Regions from separate parts of the Mus musculus genome. Here region 2 is linked to region 1. The links are chromatin loops, found by intact Hi-C in ENCODE. Cell type or tissue: gastrocnemius. All regions are shown on one strand. Links, peaks and the distances in the headings refer to the core of each region. The heading gives the core; the rest is flanking DNA. Region 1 overlaps Heatr5a (HEAT repeat containing 5A). Region 2 overlaps Hectd1 (HECT domain E3 ubiquitin protein ligase 1).

Region 1 (2,819 bases), core at 21-2,520:
TTGTTTTTGATTTTTCCGAGACAGGGTTTCTCTGTGTAGCCCTGGCTGTCCTGAAACTCACTCTGTAGACCAGGCTGGCCTCAAACTCAGAAATCCGCCTGCCTCTGCCTCCCGAGTGCTGGGATTAAAGGTGTGCGCCACCACACCCGACTAGGATGAAGTATTTTAAAGGAAAAAGTACTTTGAAATCCCTCTAGGTTTTGTTCTGTTTTGTCTGCTTTGACTTCTTAGTGGCTGGACCTGATACCATCTGCTGTCTACACCTTAAGATTTGTAAGGATGTCTACTTTAAAAAGAGCACATACTTTTTCTGGCTGGGGATCTGGTACAATTCAGTGATAGAGCACTTGTCTAACAGATGAGAGGCCCTAAATTCAATCCCCAGAAAAACATCACCTCTAATCCTGTAGAGCAGGAGGATTAAAAGACAATCCAGACAATCCTCACCTACATACAAGACTCACTGCAACCTCGGCCACATGGAACGTTATCTCAAAATCATTTTTTCAATGCGTACATAATTAGACTGATTTTTTTTTCTCCTGTTTCTTTTTTTTTTTCTATTCCTCCTGCCCCCGTGCCCCAAGGGCCGGGACTGTGGTGTGCACCACCATGCTCAGTTTTGACTTTAGAGTCATGCTCCCTGAGGTTCCTGACTCAGTTGTATTTTCATTTTGTTTGCCTCTGGCTCTTCCTTGACCAGAACTCATAGAGACGGAGCCTGGATCCCAGACCTGGTACTGGATTTTCATTCAGTTACCAATGGCTTCTGGGAGCAGTATCACCCAATACGTAAGCAAAGTACCTTCATTCAGAGTCCTTCACACACACACACAGACACACACACACACACAGACACACACACACACACACACACAGACAGACACACACACACACATACACACACACACAGACACACACACACACACACGCACGCACACACAGAGACACACACACACACACAGACACACACACACACACGACACATACACACACACACAGAGACACACACACACACACAACACACACACACACACACACACATTCACTTAACATATCAAAAAGATCATTCATCCTGATAGTATCTACTATACATCCTTCAATTCTTTTTAATCCCAGTATTTTCCACCTCTGCTTTTGCATGGCATATGGCCCACTTTCCTGAACCCTCTCAAGGGCCCTTTCTGGGTTTCTAGCTTCTCCAGACTCTCCAAATTAAACTTACAGACCTAGAAATAGGAAACTAGGACTCATGGGAGAGACAGCATGAGCCGTTTGACTTTCTGGGCCTCTTCAACTCAGTACATTTCCAGTCCCGTCCGTCCCGCTGCTGATTTCATCGTGCCAGGTTTTCTCTCAGCTGAGTAGAACCACACTGTGTGTGTGTACCACGTTTTCTCACCCATTCATTCACCAGCTAATGAGCAGCTGGGCTGACAGAGCAGCAGTGAACATGATGAGCAGGCACGTTGGCATGATGGCAAAGCATGGAATCCTTTGGGTGTCTGTACCTAGAAGTAGCATAGCTGAGCCATCTGCTGGTCTTCTAGCTTCTTAAGAAACCTGCATGCTAATTTCCATAGTGTCTGTACCAGTTTGCACTTGAGCCAACAGTAGACAAGGGTTCCTCTTTCCCCACATACATGTAACTGTGGAGGTTAAGCACAGTAGGACTGAAAGGCCAGCTTCTAGGTCTGTGGCTCCAGCAGACTGCACTTGGTTCGCCCATGTTCACTGCAGCGTCCTTTCCCTTTCTGACACGTGTCGCAGGGGATGCCAACTTGGGCCACATGGAACTTTATCTCAAAATCATTTTTTCAATGCTTCCTTTCCTCGTGGTTGCTTTAGACCCTGCCTTCTACTTTGACTTCTGATACTGCAGGTCTGATTTATTCCGCCGTTGTTGTTGTTTTTCATTAATGCTCTGTAGTTTGATTTCATCCTTTCTTATTGGGAAAATGTCTTTCTGTAGACTCTTTTTTTAATAAAAAAAAAAAAAAGAAAGTAAGAGGGAGAGAGGGAGGGAGAAAGGGAGGGAGGGAGGGGGGAGAGAGAGAGAGAGAGGAGATAGTGTCATACACCAGGCCTGGTTGTGTACACCTTTAATCCTATTACTAAGGAGGCAGAGGCAGGCAGATCTCTTAGCTTGAGGCCAACCTGGTCTACAGAGTGAGTTCCAGGACAGCCAGGGCTATACAGAGAAACCCAGTCTCAAAAAAAGAAAACAACAAAACAAAACAAAAAGTGGCTGATTTGCTGTATAGCATTAGTTCCATTTCATTTGTAAGGCTAGCAGCTAAGGAGTTAACAGGTTTCGGCATGATGATTTATGCCTTTAACCCCTGCTCTCTGCAGGCAGAGGCTGGTAGATCTCTAAGAGTTCAGAACTGACCCTGTCTCAAAAGAAAAAGTTAATAATGAGTCAGTTCCTTAATTGGTGCATAGAATCATAGCTTTGAGACTATAATAACAGTGAATGTCCTAAGAAAAATATTTTTAAAGGTGTGTCACACAGGTATGTGTTCTGAATATTTCAATAGGTTTGAGACAGAGCCTTCTTCAATCCATTCATAGCCTCATTATTGTGATTGTGAATTTCATTAGGTGCAGCCATCTTCATGCACAGGATTGATAATTATCACAGTGTGTTGTAATGTTGTCATCATTCCTGTTGTGTGTGATGCGTGATGACGGGGTACATGTGTGTGGAGATCAGCCTGGCAGCTGAAATTGTTACCCGTGCTTATGAGTCCTAACTATTTGAGGTTATCATAAAGGTGTATGGTTGATTAATAGTAATTCTAGTCTGCATTTGGATT
Region 2 (2,819 bases), core at 151-2,650, 120 kb after region 1:
TATATATAGTACCACAGGACTACACAGAAATTATGTAACTTAATGTAACCTAAAATAGTAGGGCTGGAGAGATAGCTCAGTGGTTACATGTATACATTGATTTGTAGAAAACCTCAGTTTGGTTCTTAGCATACAAATTGGGTGGCTCACAACGACCTGTAATTTTAGATCTTGAGAGATTTGATGTTCTGGGTCTCTATAGGCCAAAGCATACAGTGTAACCCCTATTCTCCACATAATTAAAATATTTTTTAAAAAACCCTCTAAAATCTTTACCGCATGTTTTTTACAAACAAATATTGTTGACCTATTCAAAATAATTTGCCTTAGTAATAGGAGCTTTTAATCTAGTGTTATATTATTCAGTTTTCATGGCGTTGTTATGTGTCATTTTCTTAAGGACTGTGTAGTTTTACATTGTTTTTATTTTTTCTTTTAGTGTATCGAAGGTGAAAACACTTGGCGAGACTTAATGAAGACAGCCTTAGAAAACCTAATTGTACTGCTGAAGGATGAGAACACGATCTCACCGTATGAAATGTGTAGTAGTGGTTTAGTCCAGGCACTTCTTACTGTTCTAAACAATGTAAGTATATTTAGGGCTACAAAGCAAAAACAGAATGAAGTCCCAAAGGTGATTTTAAGTGTTGTTAGTCACGAAACATTTTAATACTAAGTAAATTTAATATTTCTAATTACTTTTCCTTTGAGTTACATCATTACATTAAATCAATGGAATGAGATAATTGAACCTTCATGAAAAACTTAAAAAAGTGTTCCCGTTTTATTTTAGTGAAGGATTTGCTGAAACCCACTTTATCCTAAGACTGAGCATGTAGTTGTCCACTTTCCTCAGAGGTTACATGAAATAAAGCACCTCAGTTCTGAAATCCTACTCAGGAAGCTACTCTGTAAGATAGTGTTAGAAAGTATAATGGAACTGTTTAGTAAATAATCATATATTTCTTTTACACTTGATCTACTGTAAATATGTTTTATAAAAATATCTTCCCTTATTTCAGTAAAGAAAAACTTTATTTATTTATATTTTTTTTATTTTTTATTTTTTGGTTTTTCGAGACAGGGTTTCTCTGTATAGTCCTGGCTATCCTGGAACTCACTTTGTAGACCAGGCTGGCCTCGAACTCAGAAATCCGCCTGCCTCTGCCTCCCGAGTGCTGGGACTAAAGGCATGCGCCACCACGCCTGGCTAGAAAAACTTTCTTATGTCAGTTCTACTTGCCGTTTTAATTTCTTTTTTTAGCTTGAAATTTTAAAATTATTTTATGTGTATGGGTTTTTGCCTGCATGTGTGAGTACCACACGTATGCAGTGCCCATGCAGGCCACAAGAGGGCATTGGAGCCCCTGGAACCGGAGTTACATCAGATGTGAGCAGACTTGTTGGTGCTGGGAGTAGAATCTAGGTTCTGGAAGAGCATCAGTCTCCAGCCCTTTACCATGATTCATTCATTCTTTTGTTTTTCTAAGACAGAGTTTCTCAGTGTATTGCTGGCTGTCCTGAAACTCACATTGTAAGCCAGGCTGGCCTGGACCTGAGAGATCTACTTGCCTCTGCCTCCAAAATGCTAGGATTAATGACTTGTGCCACCATCACCAGGATCTCACTTTAATTTCTATTTGTTGATAAAGTTTGAATTTTCTGAAAATCTTTAACTTCAGTGGGTCTTAAATTCATAAAGTTTGCCAGTTGTATTTTTTCTATTTACTGAAATTATAATAATAATTGATAATATATCATTTATTAATATCTATTAAACCATGGTTTTTATTTCTTTCACTTAAATTCATTAAACTAGTACAATAAAAATGGAAATGAATTGACTCTCGTTCAGTTGAAATCACTGGCCTTCTTTGGGAAACACTGGTATAAGCTTGCACAGTTAACGTTAGTGAAGAGAAACAAGTGCATATTAGTCCCCGCCTCCTCAGCTCACAGGGCCCTCTGTACCTTTTTTAATTTGAAGATTGAATGAGTAATGAGTTTACTGAAATTGTCTTGATAATTTTATAATGTGCATGTTCTATAAGCGTCTACTAATTGTCAGTAAAATCGATAAATATGCTCTTCTTTGACCTACTTTTTGTTTTTCTTTAGAGTATAGATTTGGATATGAAGCAAGATTGTAGTCAACTGGTAGAAAGAATAAATGTCTTCAAAACAGCCTTTAGTGAAAGTGAAGATGATGAGAGGTAAAGAGACAGGAATGTGCAGCCATCCGGCATGCTGTCACCTTTTCACGTGCTTGTTACTGCTCATCACATGCTTGTCACATGCTTGTCTATGCTTGTCATATGAAATGCTTGGATTTAATACCTAGCGTCCAAAACAAAAATGAACCCCAAATTTCTTTTACTTTGATACTTGTCATGTTCATATACTTGATATATGTCCTTGAAATAAGTCTGTGTTTATATACACACGGAATTATTTTATTTATATTTTGATAAATATAAAATTTAAAAATTTTCAGTCTAATAGAAGAAAGTAAAACATGTTTGCCAGGACTTCAGCTGATCATTTAAAATACATAGCTGTTTAAGATGCAGTCATTTGTTTCACAGTTACATAACGCTGGGTGTAACACACACCTGTAGTCCTGTGCCTGAGGAGATGATAGCAGGTAGATTGAGTTTAAGACCAGCCTAAGCTAAAGAAAGAATTCCTGGCTTAATCTCTTTAAAAAAGAAGACAAAGGAAGATAATTTGAGCATTGTCTAAATGCTGGACATTAAGTGGTAATTGTTAGTTCTTTAGCTGTGACAGGGATACTTAATCCTATTGTACAGACATACAGT

What was found. Hi-C counts contacts between places; a loop is a spot of excess contacts. Peaks named below come from ENCODE experiments on the same cell type or tissue, not always from the same donor. Only the 100,000 strongest peaks of a DNase experiment are listed, where the experiment ranks them.
Region 2: a loop joins it to region 1, with 2.2 times the contacts of the local background. A loop is called at or near these places in 3 of 42 quality-filtered maps.

What each region holds. Positions count from the first base shown.
Region 1 is chr12:51,899,360-51,902,178 of GRCm38, reverse strand. The region is part of intron 23 of Heatr5a (HEAT repeat containing 5A); the gene reads left to right. Among named protein-coding and RNA genes, the nearest start is that of Gm34894, 49 kb to the right of the region's middle. In gastrocnemius, for the core only: no CTCF peak of the experiment used is centred there; a DNase peak (open chromatin) is centred at 1,421.
Region 2 is chr12:51,783,576-51,786,394 of GRCm38, reverse strand. It overlaps Hectd1 (HECT domain E3 ubiquitin protein ligase 1), which reads left to right. Exons shown (of 43, transcript NM_144788.2): 17 at 440-586; 18 at 2,119-2,213. Among named protein-coding and RNA genes, the nearest start is that of Gm5785, 43 kb to the left of the region's middle. In gastrocnemius, for the core only: a CTCF peak has its summit at 1,342 (motif pointing right); no DNase peak of the experiment used is centred there.